Linked DNA regions of Mus musculus: region 2 is linked to region 1. Evidence: chromatin loops called from intact Hi-C (ENCODE). Cell type or tissue: heart. All regions are shown on one strand.

Region 1 (8,000 bases):
CCTAGTATTCAGAAAGTTCAGGGGAAGGAAACCTTTACTCCAAGGAACCAAAGCACGGCTGTGGGAGTGCAGAGAGAGGCTCAGAGGTCAGATGGTGAGGATGAGGAGAGAAGGCAGAAGTTAGTTAGACTTATGGAGACATTTGGTTAAGCACGGACACCTTGCACCTTTTAAATTCATAAAACCCCTCTCACTCATGCTGGGTGTGGGGTGCCATGCTCCTATTCTGGACTGATCTGGGTGGTCTCATTCTGGATGTTTCAGTGTGAACGAGAGCATCTTCTCCAGTGCCTCCCTGGTAGCCCCTCTGTTAGTCATTATCTTGTCGGGGATTTGATCCAACACATGTGAGTGATCCACAGCCCACATGCCCTGCTGTGGGGAGTGTGCAGCTCTGTATGTAAACAGTTGTTTCTTTGAGTCAGGGTTTTGCTAGCAGCCCATGTTAGTTGTGAGCTTGTAATTCTCCTGCCTCAGATGCCCCAAGTCTAGAATTATAACTATGAACCACCATACCCAGCTATAAGAATGGACGGCTTTTTTGGGGGGGGGGGGAGGAAAGGGTTTACTCAGCTTACACTTTCCACCTTGCTGTTCATCACCACAGGAAGTCAGGACTGGAACTCAGGCAGGTCAGGAAGCAGGACCTGATGCAGAGGCCATGGAGGGATGTTTCCATGTTTACTGGCTTGCTTTCCCCGGCTTGCTCAGCTTGCTCTCTGATAGAATCCAAGACTACCAGGCCAGGGATGGCACCGCCCACAATGGGCCCTCCCACCTTGATCACTAATTGAGAAACTGCCTTGCACCTGGATCTCATGGAGGCATTTCCTCAAGGGAGGAAGAATGGAGCTCTAAGGTTCCAATTCTTAAGCTTTTAGAATTACACTCTCCAAACATGGAGCCCTGGAGCTGAGTATCAACTTTATGATCTGCCCTCTGTGGGTTCTGGGAACAAAACCCAGGTCCTCTGGAAGAGCAGCCGGTGCTCTTACCTGCTGATGAGCCATCTCAGACCCGATAGAGGAATTCACTTTCTTAAAAACATTATTATGCTACAATCAAACCTTTTGTCCAACTTTTTTAACTTATTGGCTGACAAAGAGCACATTTGTAGGAGTTATAGAAACAGCTCACTGTTTGAGAGAGCTTCCTGCTCTACCCGAGGGATCACGTTCAGTTCCCAGCACCCACACTGGGCCCACAGCTGGATGTCGGGATCCAACGCCTTCTTCTGGCTGCATGGGCACCTGCACCCATGTGCAATACACTCATGTAGAAACTCATACATAAGCATTAAAAAAAAATCTTTTCAAGGAGACCTAGAACGGGGAAAACAGTTGAAATGTAAATAAAGAAAATACCAAATAAAAAAAAGGAAAAGAATCTTTTCAAAATTTCTAAGAAACAAAGAGCCACTCACTTTAAGGAAGACTACAACCTGCAGAGGGATGGGAGGCAGGTGGAAAGAATTCCTGCCTCAAAGGCAACAGAATATAACATTTGTCTCTAAGGCTTGTAACGAAGAAAAAAACAAAACAAACAAACAAAAAGCTGGGTCAACCAGCACCAATCAATGTCTCAGTCTGTAAATCCTCCTTCAACTGCTCAGTGGGATCTACTAAACTCCCGATGAACATCATGCTTCCTGTCATTGCTCTCATTCGTGTGTTTTACTTATAAATTTTTAATTTTTAAAATTTTCAGACAGGACCTTGCTATGCAACCCAGGCAACCTATTTATTTATTTAGTTAGTTAGTTTTTCGAGACAGGATTTCTCTGTATATAGCCCTGGCCGTTCAGGAACTCACTTTGTAGACCAAGCTGATCTCGAACTCAGAAATCTGCCTGCCTCTGCCTCCTAAATGCTGGGATTAAAGGCGTGCGCCACCACGTCCGGCTCAGGCTAACCTTGTAACTAACCTACACTATGCAGTTCTGACTGTCATGAAGTCAACCTGTACTTCAGGCTGACCTCAAATTCGTGTCCCTCCTTCTCCGGCCTCTCCAGCGCTGGAATCACAGAGGGTACAAACACATCCAGCTAAAAAAAGGAGCTGGGTGGATCTGTTTGCTTGTTGTGGATGTGGAACCCAGAGCTTCGCACATGCGCAGCGGGTACTTTACCGCAGAGCCCACAACTTCCGTGCATACCTCTTACTTTTGCTGTATTTGAGACAGGTTCTCACTCTGAAGCCCAGCCTGGCAGGAATAGTCTGTGTAGCCCAACATGAGCATCAAATTCTCAGCAATCCCTCCTACCTTAGTTTTCAGGTCCTGAAATACAAGCATGAGCCACTACACTCGACAAGAGCTCTTACTTTAAATGGTCGTATTTGAATATTCTGATTCGGTACTGCGAACAATAAGGAAAAAACAGTAACTGTACTTATGTTGTCATCTTGAGATTAAGATAAGGGGATTGAAAAGAAACTTTGTTTTTATCCCTTGAGTCAGGATTGGATCACAGTGTTTTTATACATGTGTCTGCACACCGCCTTCTAACCTGTCCCTCTCCCCACTACCTTTCCCAGACTCTCTTGCTGGCTGCCCACTCCTGATAGTCTCCTATCTGCTTTGATGTCATATGTGCCCAATCTCCCTCTCTTTCTCTCTCCTCCTCCCTTAAGATGTCTCTTTAGAGTGTCATGGTCCCTTTTATAGTTTCATGTCCTGCACACTCAATAACACACGCAAACATTATGTATGTGTATACATGTACACGCACATATATAATCACACATATAAACAGAATAAGTATTTTCCAATAATTAAAAGATTTTTTAAAACCCTGAAATATTAGTAATAACTAGCAAGGAACATGGGGGGGGGAACGACACAGGAGAACAGAATCAAAAAGAAATGAGGAGGAAAAAGCTTTATCCAGTAATGAATAGATGAGTAAATAGAATTAGAAGAAAGTATGCAGGGGAAAAAGAAAATCATTTAAAAATCGAAACCACGATATAGTACTTTGCTGAAATTGCAGTAGACAGAGTAGAAGTGTGGTCCCAAAGAGTACAACAGAGAAGCCCAAGGCAGCTCCGTCCTGGGGCCTGGATAGTCAGAGCCTGCGCAGAGCACGGGGAGAGTCAGCTGAACGTGTGAGCTAGTCTTTCTATGGTTATTCTCTTGAGCAGTCAAGGAACTGAAGCCTGAGTTGTCACCTGGGCCACTTTTCTCCTCAGCCCGCTAGAGGCCTCTGCTGGCCACACATAACATTGCAGTCTCTGTGTTAGGTTGGTTTCCGCAGACCCTCCTGAGACTTTCAAGGCATTCCCTGGGTTGGCTCATGTTTTAGCCTTCAGACAGGCTGCACACTCCATGTGCAGTGTAAACAAGGGAAGCAACCACAATACTGGGAGGTGGAGGACCTGTCTTTGTGCTTTCAGGACCCTCTCACCAAGCAGTATCCATCACCATGTTGGAGGGAGGCAATTGCGGGTATTACAACAAGGCTGGGGCTTCAGAAGTTTTCGCATGGATGCTGAGACTGACTCATCTGACAGCCTCGGCTCAGAGATAGCAAACTCCAGGGTCATTCTTAGTTGTGAGATCTGATCACTGTCACTGATAGACAAGGGGTGGGAGGGGCGGGGGAGAAGGAGAAGGGGAAAAGGGAGAGGGGAGATGGGGGATAAAGGAGGAAGCGTTTCTTCCTTCCCCGCGTGCTTCCCAGTGGAGCCTCCTTCTCTGCAGGATCTGGCTCCTCGGCAACCTGCTCTTCTGTTCTCAGCTGACTCCAAGGGCATCCCTCACCCTGGGCCCATGACCGGCCAGGATAAGCCTCCCTCACTTGCAGTTCTTTGAGAGGGAATTTACACATCTTCATCTACATCATCATCTTCATCACTGGTCTCCAGCCTGGGACTTTCATTTTAAAATTAAGAGTTTTCTATCCTGTTAAAAATAGTTACATGGGTCTTAAACCAGGTGATTAAATATTTAACAGTGTATTACTTTTTTTTTTTTTTTTGAGACAAGCTTCCCAAGTTCTGGGGTTGTACACGTGAGCCATCGCACACAGTCATTAATGTAGCCGATTCTCTGTGGGGAGAATGGAACTGTACATGAAACACTGATGTAATCGTCAACGAGATTCATAAAGGACAATGATCCCCACCAAGAACACAAAAGATAGACAGGATCTTATAAATTTCCCAGGCTGGCCTGGAACTCACCATCCACCTGCCTCTGCTTCCCAAGTAGCTGTGACCTCAGGGCTTGTGTGGCTGTGCCACACATGCCATAATTTTTCCTGAAGAGTGTGTAATAGATCAGGAAGTTAATAATTGGAATGATTTTTGTACTTGAATCTCAATATTTGAATCTCAATACTTGGAAAGTCTGAATGTGTTTGTATAAACTTTAGTTTTATTTTATGTGTATGGGTGTTTGATTGGATATACATACATTCACCATGTGCATGCCTGGTACCCACGGAGGCCAGAAGAGTACGTCAGATCCCTTGGAACTATAATTACAGATGGTTATGAGCTACCACGTGGGTGCTGGGAACCAAACTCTGGTCCTTGTAAAAGCAGCTGGCATTTTTAACTGCTGAGCCATCTCCCCAGCCCCTTAGTGTGTGGTTCTATCTAAATACACACAATAGGTCTTAACAGGGAGAGACTGAGATATGTTTATCTAATCCAGTTTCAAGGAAACTCAGTTACCACAAAGGGAAGAGTAGGTTAATCCATAGCTGCCTTTTCTTCTGACTCTGGATTTCATTGTCACAATTGGGCTCTGCTTGCAGCAGGAGAGGGTTTTGATTCCCATTGCAGTGGTACATGAGTCACGAACCATTGAGATAGCACCTCAAGTGCAAAGAATCAATAAGCCATAAGTGTTCCTGGATGGGGCTGGAGAGATGGCTCAGTGGCTAAGGTCACATATTATTCTTCCAGAGGACTTTGAGTTTGATTCCTATCACTCTAACCAAGTGGCTCACAATCACATGTAAGTCTAACTCTGGGGGATCTGACACCTCTGAGGTCCATAGGCACCCACATACACGTAAAAAGAAGAGTGTTATTGGTTCTTTGCTTGTGAGTATTACAAGACCTTGGCATTTTGAAAAAGACTTGTAAATACTGGAAGAAGTGAGTCAGGCTTTAAGCAGGAGCAAGGTGGAGTGGACTTGATGATTGCTGGTGTAGCAGCTTTGATTATATTAATTAGCACCAACTGCTTCTGTAATTGCTTTGACACAAGAAGTTAGGACAGCTACTTTTGTTAATTACTTAGCAAAAAATGTTATTAGTGCTCTGAGTTTTCAAGAAGATTCAGATAGACATCTAGAACAACAAATTGACATTCTTATTGATACTATTCAAACTACTGGAGAGGAGGCTCAGAGTTTAAGAATAAGAGGTCATCTCAAGTGTCACGTTAAATATCAATGGAAAATTCAAAGACACTTGCAGGGTGTTTGCCATAATTCTAACACCTCTCTGGATAGCTTAACTTTGTGTAAGGAGAACATGAATTTAAGGAATACAAAGCTTGAAGTAAACTCTGCCCAGGAGTGCATGGCTTTCCTTTTATCTTGGTCATCCTGATTCATGGCTGAAGGGTCAGTATTTCCATCTTTGTCAAGTTTCAAGAATGGCTTATATAGCTTGACCATGTTAGCCTTCCTTGTCCTGGGAATACTTTTATTCCTGCCCTTGTGATGAAACTTGCCTTTAACAACATCAACATGTTGACGGCCAAAATACATGGCTCGAAACTAAAAATGGATCCCCCCCCCCCCAGCCAGGGTTATTAATCTAACAGGCTGGTGGCCAAAGACGGGTAATTTTCTGTACAGTGCCTTACCAACCTAAGACAGAATTACATTGTTTTTGAAAATGTAAATTCCAAGATGGGTAAGGAAGGCATCCTTGTCAGAATCAACTAAGACAGGCATAGCCTGGTTTATGAAGTCAAAAAGGGGGAGATGTTGAGAGCTTTTGGTGCCACTTCTAGGAATTTGGCACTTGTCACTGGGTTTGGACAAGGAAGAAGGCTCAGATAAGAATATTAGAAAGAGTGACCATGGGGCTTTGTTTATTACTTTACTTACTGCCTTGTGTGATCCTTTTGTTCGATACTTTACTTAATTAGTATCTTGTGTGACCTTCCTGTTTACTACTTCGCCTGATGACTTTGCTTTTGATCTAGAACTGACCATGTGTTTTGGATGCACCTAGAATGATATAAAAGCAGGCTGGAGAGACATAAACCTGCTTCAGCCTGGAGCTGGAGTCATGTTATAATTTTGTCTGGTTTTCTTTTTCAATCTTCACTCCCTCGCTTGACTGTTGATTGACTGAGATGGCTTGGTCACTGATGGTCTAGATGTAGTTCCTGTCATAACTGGTTGGTCTATGTAGTGTCACTGTGGGTTGGAGTGATCTGTGGAGGTTTTAGGGGACTTTAGTTCCAGGCTCTGCACTTCCACAGTGTGTCCTAATTGTCCTCAGTTTCTTCCCTTGTAACCCATCCATCCTGTCCATGATTTATGGGGAAATATACCAGAGCCACTTACAGTAATGTGTCGCGAGTAGACAAGTTTCAACCAGTTTACAGGATGTAGGAAGCATTTCTCTGGAACTTGGGGGGTTTCTCCCCAAATCACTGATAAGAATAGCCTCGGTTTGATCATGCAGGTAAGGACAGTAGACATTCTTGTATCTGTCACAGGAGGTGAGGCTCAGATGTGGAGAAAGAGGCCTTTTAAAACATCATCCCACAGAGGCCAGGCTTGGCAAGCCCAATGCAAGCCAGACATGTTGGTTTGGACTGGAGGATGAGTTAAAGAGAAAACAGCCTAGAAATAAAAAACTCAGCTACTGTGCCCACAACCCTGGTCTTCTAATCCCAGAGGCAGAAAGAGTCCAAGAGCAAACAGGGATGGAGAAGACGAAGGGCACACGGCCTTGTAAACATAGCAGGACTGGTGCACGTATGAACTCCCAGAGCCTGTGGTGGAATGCACAGAGCCTGCACAGGTATGGGCCTGATGGAGTCCCATAGCTGAGAGTTGAAGTGGACACAGGCCCACGTTGTAACACAGAGGCTGTCTCTGAGCGATATTTCCAATACAAAGGAAGCATTTATTTTCCTCAACAAAGTCTTACATGGTGTGCGAACGACTCTTTTTTTTTTTAATTTTTTATTAGGTATTTTCCTCATTTACATTTCCAATGCTATCTCAAAAGTCCCCCATAACCACCCCCCACTCCCCTACCCACCCACTCACCCTTTTTGGCCCTGGCGTTCCCCTGTACTGGGGCATATAAAGTTTGCAAGTCCAATGGGTCTCTCTTTCCAGTGATGGCCGACTAGGCCATCTTTTGATATATATGCAGCTAGAGACAAGAGCTCAGGGGTACTGGTTAGTTCATATTGTTGTTCCACCTATAGTGTTGCAGTTCCCTTTAGCTCCTTGGGTACTTTCTCTAGCTCTTCCATTGGGGGCCCTGTGATCCATCCAACAGCTGACTGTGAGCATCCACTTCTGTGTTTGCTAGGCCCTGGAATAGTCTCACAAGAGACAGCTATATCTGGGTCCTATCAGCAAAATCTTGCTAGTGTATGCAATGGTGTCAGCATTTGGAAGCTGATTATGGGATGGATCCCTGGATATGGCAATCACTAGATGGTCTATCCTTTCATCACAGCTCCAAATTTTGTCTTTGTAACTCCTTCCATGGGTGTTTTGTTCCCAATTCTAATAAGGAGCAAAGTGTCCACACTTTGGTCTTCGTTCTTCTTGAGTTTCATGCGTTTAGCAAATTGTATCTTATATCTTGGGTATCCCAAGTTTCTGGGCTAATATCCACTTATCAGTGAGTACATGTTGTGTGAGTTCCTTTGTGATTGGGTTACCTCACTCAGGATGATGCCCTCCAGGTCCATCCATTTGCCTAGGAATTTCATAAATTCATGCTTTTTAATAGCTGAGTAGTACTCCATTGTGTAAATGTACCACATTTTCTGTATCCATTCC
Region 2 (8,000 bases), 61 kb before region 1:
CATGTAGCCCAAGATGTTCTTACACTTTTTATGTAGCTGAGGTGCTATTTCTATATTTCTTTGATCTCAGGGCCAGCAATCACCTGGCCTTGAACTCCAGTTCTGTGGTTAACTATCCTGTGAGCTGCAATTACAGACCCTTCCTGTGTTACCGTCTATGCGTTGGTAATAAACAAACACACATCAGGGCTTTTCTGAGAACTATGTGAACTCATGCAGGCAACACTCCCATAGATTTTTTTTATTATTATAAGAATTTTCCTTTTTTTAAAAATTTATTTTATGTATGTATTGTACCAGGTGCATGCCTGATGATACCCACAGAGACCAGAAGGTGGCGTAACATCCCCTGGACCGGGAGTTACTGATGGTTGTGAGCTGCAGTGTAGGTTCTAGAAGCCAAACCTGACATTTCTCCAGCCCCGGAAGAATTTTCTTTAAAAATCCTTACAAATGAGCATTCATGCTTTTGGTAGGTCAATGGCTGGCAGTGTGAAGGCTTCAGCCTGAAGCGGTTTGCAGTTTATGTCAATTTTATTCTTTAAAATAATGGGATCAGTCTATCATAGTTCTGAGTATTAAATGCTCCAATTTTATGTAAAGAGCTAATACTTATGTCTATCACATTAGTAAATACTTCATGAATTTGGGTTTTAATTAGGCCCTGACAGGCCTCCACTATATGCCAGTGAACCTATGACGTGGGGGTGGTTTTCCCACCGTGCACTTCAAGAAGCAGCCTTGGGAAGCTTGATTCTTTCCACAGAGGTAAGGATGGAGAAAGGCCAGTGCTCACAGCCTGGCACAAGCCCTTTCAGTGATAAGTGAGACTCCAGTGGCGTCCACAGAGCTGCAGAGAGCTTCTGTGCCCACGATCATTAGGCCACTCCCAATTCCTAGCCTCCAAGGTCACCAGGTGCCTGTCCTAAAATTCCAGCCTTAATACCCAGGAGAGTCAAACTGTTACAGTGTGCTCTCCCATCTGCCTCAACACAGAGTCTTCACATACAAAGCACTTCAGATGTTGTCAGTGTGTGTCAATTACCCAGCAACCCCTTGACGGGACAGGACCTTTTCTGCAGCAATGGTGGTATCTGCTCCCTCAGCCTCTGACTGCAGTTATCTGTTGAGAACGTTCTCCCCGGAGTCTGCAACACCGAGTTTCTCAGGGAACCACAAAGGGAAGCCAGAGAACTTTTTTTGCCCTTCCTAGGATATAACTTGCGAAGCTGCAAGCTCAGGCCGTTGTTTGGAGTGAGGACTAACAACCGGTTAAAATGTAAATAGAAGGCCAAGGCCCTGTGGAGCCAGAGGAAATGAGTCCCTACAACTAGAGTTTGTGTGGTGCTAATGGAGGTCTCTAGTAGGCTGTAGGCCCTCAGAAGCAGTGAGCAATGTCAAACCAGCAGAATAATGAATGAAGAGGGACCAGGGAGATGGCCCAACTGGTAAAGGTACTCGCTATCAAGCCTGATGACCTGAGTTCTAGTCCTAGGACATATATCTTTGTCACATAAACATATGCTATATATACATATATTATACATATGCTACATATGCCTATACTACAGAATTCTGCAATGACCCATTGACCTTACAAAGCCTCCCTCTGCTGTGGTTCACTTTTTCCCCTCACCCTGTGAAGTCAGTCTAGGTTGCTGACTTGACACATTTCAAGGCTTTAACATCCTAATCCCCCAAACATGGGAACATATTATTTTATGTGGCGGAAAGCATTCTCCAGAGGTTAAGTTAAGGTTATTTACAATGGAGAGATTGCCTAGGATTATTTGGGGGTGTTGGGGAGGGTTGGAGGCAGAGGGGACTGAAGAGCTAGGCAAGCAGAGGCCGGAGCAGAAGCCACTGTGGGCCCAGAAACACAGGCTGCCACACCAGGGCAAGGGCTTTAGAGGGAAGCCAATCAGACAGGCCCAGTTTGACCTCCCAAACTTAAAAGGAATTAATTACTCTGTTGTTTTGCATCATTTGTCACAGCAATGAACGCCCCCAGGGTAGTTATAAAAGGCATAGAGTACTGTTTGTACAAAGCCAAATGTTACAGTGGGTTTCAAAAAGGCACCAAATATTTAGCAGCTCTTAACCCACGGAGCGTTACAAATTAAAGCATCATCGAATTTAAGATCTGACCTCCCCGCTGTAAATTGCTAAGGAATTAGAATCCGGTCACTCTTAGAAGACACATGGTTTAAATCCTCTCACTTTCCTCTTTGTTCTGTGAGTTGCTTCCTCTTAGTTTGTCTTTATTTACATCATTCTTCTATTTACTAGATCAAAGTTTGAGGTCTACAAGTTATTTCTTGTAGAGTCATGCCAGGTCGGGAGAAAGTTCGCCTGTGGCATTCAGCTCCCAGATGCCTGTCTCCTGGGACTAAGTAGCCCTGAAGGCTGCAGGATTGCAGGGCAGAGTCTGACTCTGGGTGATCACAAACATTCTTGCTCCCAAGGCTATAGACAGCCTGGCTTCCTTCCGGGGTCTGAGTGCTCAAGATTCATCGAGAACTGCAGTCATATGATAGCATTCATAGGCCCTTCAGGGGCACAGACAAGGACCAGGGTGTGGGCCTGCCTGCCTCAGTGTATGGAGGTTGTCACTTCACTCCTGAGGGAAGAGAGCTTTAGAGTCACAACAAAGGTCTCTTCTTCCAGCAGTCCCTCCCCTCCCCTCCTCTGTTTTTATTCATTTTTCCTAAATATTATATATAGAGTATTTACCTTTCATGTATGTATGTGTGCCATGTGCATGCTCTGGAATTGGAGTTCCGTGAGCCGCCACGTGGGTGCTGGAACTGAATCCAGGTCCTTTGCAAGAGCACCAGGTGCCTTAACCACTGAGCCATCTCTCCAGCCCCTAGAGTGTGTCTCTTCGTGCTATTTTAACAAATTTTTAGAATGTTCCTTTCCTTCCTTGTGAGAAATCACCTACTATTTAATTTTCATGTAGATGTAAACCCAGAACTTGGAAGGCAGAGGCAGGAGGACTATTGCTCAGCGTGAGGTCAGGAATCAGCCACAGGGCAGATCTTCCTTAAAAACAAAACAAAACAAAAAACTCAATACGCATTGTAGGCTGAGAATGAACACACACACACACACACACACACACACTTAACATCACAGCTGCAGACTCTGTTATTCTTCTGAGCTGGCTCAACTCTGTCTAGGAACCATCTGATCTTTGATATGAGACTGTAGAGGATACAACCAGGAGAGCCATCAACACCACGTGGTGCCTGCTTCAGGTGGTTCTTGGCCACAACTTTTTTTTTTTTAAAGAAAAAATTCCAAGTAGGATTCATTCTTCATGTTCACGTTATGTTTTCCTGACACTGTGGACTTACAGTCAGCCAGTCTTTATGTATAAGACCTTCAGATACACCATCCTTGCATTAATTTTCTCCTTACACAAGAAAAAGAATGTAACAGAGTAAGATGGATATCTTTGAATTGAGTTTACTTAGAATAATGGACACGTTTTATTCCCTCCCATCTAATCCTGCAAGCAACACGGTGTTAAATAGAAATGCAGTCAGAAGTTGTTTACATGCTACACTCTTTCTCCCAAACATTAAGTGACCAATACATCAGAAATAGTCTCATTACCAGTACTGGGGAGTAGGAGATAAAAGCCTGCTACTGTAAGAACTAATAACTTACAAGCTGTCCCTAAGCTCTAGGGGAAAGAAAGTCTGAACAAGCAAAGGAGGGGGGAGGCTAGCAAAACACGTATCCGGTGGTTTTATGCTGTCAACTGTGGAGAACCATGAAGCCCCTAGGGAGAGCAGTCTTTGGTTTGTGTGGGTTGCATGCTCTTTACTCGGCCACAAGGAGGCAGTGGTGCTCAGGGTCCTGGACAAGCCTCCTCATGCCTCTCACTGGCTCCTTTGAGTTGCTTTGCAAGACACATCGTGGACGCTGGAATTGTGTCTCAGACAGGACAGTGTCTGGGCTCCAGGTACCCACGGCCTTCCCTGTAAGACTCCTCTGATGGCACTTTGATAGGAGAACCTATCATGCCAGTCTTTACTTTTAGATAAATTATTCTTTTTTTTTTAAGCCTCGAAAATTTCATTTTTAAAATTGTGTCTGCGTATATGACTATCGGTGAGTGGGTATGTGTATGCGAGTGTGTGTGTGTGCACGCTGTGTGTGTGTGCGTACGCATGTGTGTCTGTGCATGTGAGTGCATGTGTGTGTGAGTGCATATGTGTCTGTGTATGTGTGCACGTGTGTGTACATGTGTCTGTGCATCAGTATGTGTGTATGTATGTGAGTGCATGTATGTCTGTGTGTGTGAGTGCATGTGTGTCTCTGCATGAGTGTGTGTACATCTGTGTGCATGGGTTTATGTGTTTGTGAGTGCGTGTATGTTTGTATGTATGAGTGTATGTGTGTTTGTATATATGTTAGTGCATGTTTGTACATGTGTTTGTGTGTGTCTGTATAAGGGAGAGGGAAGGAAGGAAAGGGAATAAGGGGGAGGGAAGTAGGGAGAGAGGGAGGGAAGGAGAGGGGGAGGGGAGAAGGAGGGGTAGAGGGAGAGGGCGCATATGAGTACTGGTACCTGCTGAAGCCACAAGGTGTTGGATCCCCTAGATCTGGAGTCAGCGTTCCAGGCAGTTATGAGTTGCCCTTTGTTTAATTCAATAAGCAACAGTACGCAACACATCCTTAAAAGTATGTTCTCTTACTTTTATATTTTATGTAGATCAGGAGACTTGGCAAGAAATCCAGGTCAAGGCAGACCCATCCTCACCTGCTGATACCTTTTGCTGTATACCGATCTGTCACCCTCTCGTCAGGACAGGGAAACATGATGACCAACAAATGCCATCAAATGGAGAATTAGCAACATACACCCAGCCCGAAGCCTGCCCCTACCGCGAAGGATCAGGAAACGAGGTTCGCTGCCTTATGCCAAGTATCTATTAATATTTAAGTCTGATAAGGGCTGGAAAGCTGGCTCTGTTTCGTTCCTTTCATTTCACCTCCTTTCAACTCTGAGTCTGTCTTAAGGAAAGGAGTTGTTATGTCTGATAGTAACTTAACAGCCAGGCGCGAAACTGAGGGCTGGCATCTACGAGGACTGGCATCGCAGCCTTTCATTTCCACACAGCGCCAACAGCTCAGTGTGTGTGCTTCAGTGTCTGACGCGCAATAGGCATTTAGCTGTCTGCCAGTCTTACACACATTCAGGGCGTTTGTTCACAGACACCACTGAACTGCACGTTCCCAATGGGCTCCTGTATTAGCTACACCATAACCAAACAAAACTTATGGAACAAGAGTGGATGTTGGCTTACAGTTCCAGAAACGGAGGGAGGAAGGGGGGTGAAGAGGGGGAGCGGGAGGGAGAAGGAGAGAATAATGATGGGGATAGCGTGGTAAGGTGGCAGAAATAGGAAGCTAGCAGACAGCATCTTTGCTCAGGAAGCAAAGAGGGGAAATTGGAAGTGGGCGGGGTTATACACCTTCAAAGCCCACCCCCAGTGACATACTTCCTCCAGCAAGGCTACACCCCTTAAAGGTTTCATAAGCTTCCTAAACAGAACCAGGGACTGTGGACCAAGTGTTTAAATACCCACGTTTACTGGTGACATTTCTCATCGAACTAGCACAGCTCTGAAAGAGAAATGTAGTAGTGAGGACAGCAATTCTGCAACATTACCCAGCATTACTGTTATTGGCCTATCTAAAGTAACACAAAGGCAGACAGATATTTGCAAATCTTCATCAGAGTTCTATACCACAGCACCAGCCTGCCTTACACGTAATTACAGGCATACACTCAGTCAGGGTTCCATACCTTATACACGGTTACAGGCATGCAAGCGGGCAGCAGAATACCACATTAAATTGAGCAACACTTAAAAATAGCAGCAAGGCACCATTTGCATGCAAGTGGAAACCAGGAATGTCATTTATCTAGTGTTTGCCTATCACTATTTCTGAAAACTCCCCTCCAAAAACAAGAGCTCAACAAGATGGCACAACCAGTCAGGAATGCATGACTTGGCTCTGAAGGGGGAAAAATGGTTTGAAAGTTCAGCTGGAGAAAGGGAAGTGGTATCCAAAGTGGCCAGAGGAAGTAGTTACAGAGGTTGCTGGTCCGAGGCCGAGGGGCCCCTGAGAGGCAGCTCTCAGCCTTTGCTCGATTGAGGCTCAGGGTGAGCTGTGGTTTAGACACAAAGCCCCAGTACCTGTGGGATGCGCACAAATGATCATGCGTAAGTGAACACACGCATGCGCACACACAGAGAGAGCAAGCACACAGCTTCACGAAGCTACACTTAGTTTTGGAAGCATAAAGCACACATGTTTTCCTCTTCTTTTCTGCTCCATTCCACCTTTCATTAAAAGTGATGACGAGGCTCTAACTCTGTGTCGCCATACAAACGGGTGACGCTATGGTCGGTCACATCATGGTCTCTCTGTATGGGATTAACTGTACTAGCCAAATTACAGATTATATCTCTTCACCTTTTCTCTATAAATTACTTCTGTATGGAAAGTGAGAAGGCATTTTTCTCCAAATATTTACTTATGAGCAATGTATCTTCAGTGACAAACAATTTACCAAACATAAACAGTTACGTGACTTGGGAGAAACTCAGAGGACAGAGTGAGATTCCTCCCCTCACTTACAAGTTTCTCAGTCTGCACAATTGGACTGACCCAAACCTAGGCACAGGCTACATAGGGGAGAGGAGGGATACTATCTCATGTCCCTCATGTGCTGACATTTGGAACATAATGACCCAGCCTGAGTGTAATGGGCTTAAAACTGTACCCAATAGCCTTTTTGAAAGCAGGAAGTCTTTTTGGGAGACAACAAAAGTTGACCAAGACCAGATGGAAGACGGGGCAGAGGGGCCTGATAAGTGGGGTGCCCGGATACAGGCAGGAGGCTGGACCAGAGGAAGTTCCTCCATTCCCAGGGACTATGCACTTAAGGGATGTTGCCCTCAGAATTTAAAGTGGCTTCTAGATCCTCTTCCAGACCATGTGGGCAGCATCAGATGGCCATGCTACAGAAGCTGAAGTGGTGGGGTACGATACAGCTTCATGCCACCCTCTGAGGGGCCAGTGCATCCTGGGAGTGAGGGAGGCTTTGCTTGGCAGTGGGCAGCATGACGTGGTGACGCAGGACCACTTCTCTGTGGCCTTTCTGTATTTCGGCAAGAGACTCGAGCACATCTCTTAGAGCAGAGGCCATAGAGCATCAGGCCCAGCAGGATATGCCAGGGACGGTGTCAGTATGTCCTCTCCACACGGGTCCAGGGAAATCCACCCCCTTAGGCTGCGGTAGGCAGACAATGGGTCAAGGCAGTCTGACTTTGGTACTTTTTTCGAGGAAGTATATTATAGAAAACCTATGATTTCCCTATGGAGGGCAACAGTCTGTGGCTTTCTGAAGCAGGACACAAGAGCAATCTTGCAGACTTGCTAAGATCTTTGCTGTGAGAGAGGATGGAGACAGTGACATCTGAGCCATCTGCTAGTCTTGTTCCTTAACAGGCAGCATTCGTGTAAATCTAGGCTGACCTCAAACACGCTTATTCTGCCTATGGCTGCCTAATGGTAGCACAGGCACTCAAATTAGATGTCCTGTGTAGGGCTGTATGGTGAATAGCGGTAAATAATTTTATTCACAAATTGGGAGCCCCAGCTTCTTTCTCCTGGCCCCTGCCTAATTACTAACTTATTGGCATTTTATTTTGGTAGAAAGATTTTTGAAACACGGTGCCAATAGAGCTCAGACCCAGTGGTTAGGAAACGGTTAAAGAGAAAAATATAAAGTTCTTGAGCAACACACCCGGAAATATGTTTAAGGGTGGCACATAGGGGGAGATGACAGCAATGGGTTCATTTCTCAAAGCAAGTCTCTTCTGCCCCAAACTGGATCAAGATGTGATCAGGATGTGTTCTTGGTCATGGCCTGAGAGGCGAGGAAGAGGTCGTATCTCAGAATGGGCCATCCA

What was found. A loop is a pair of places that touch in the nucleus more often than their neighbours do. Peaks named below come from ENCODE experiments on the same cell type or tissue, not always from the same donor. Only the 100,000 strongest peaks of a DNase experiment are listed, where the experiment ranks them.
Region 2: it touches region 1 in a loop (6-fold over the local background); 15 of 42 quality-filtered maps call a loop at or near these places.

The regions. Positions count from the first base shown.
Region 1 is chr5:150,093,035-150,101,034 of GRCm38, reverse strand. No RefSeq gene overlaps it. Among named protein-coding and RNA genes, the nearest start is that of Gm52797, 34 kb to the left of the region's middle. In heart, no CTCF peak of the experiment used is centred here; a DNase peak (open chromatin) is centred at 3,284; H3K27me3 peaks cover 300 bases.
Region 2 is chr5:150,153,728-150,161,727 of GRCm38, reverse strand. It overlaps a transcript of Fry not described here. Among named protein-coding and RNA genes, the nearest start is that of Gm52797, 27 kb to the right of the region's middle. In heart, CTCF peaks have their summits at 334 (motif pointing right) and 3,833 (motif pointing right); a DNase peak (open chromatin) is centred at 3,827.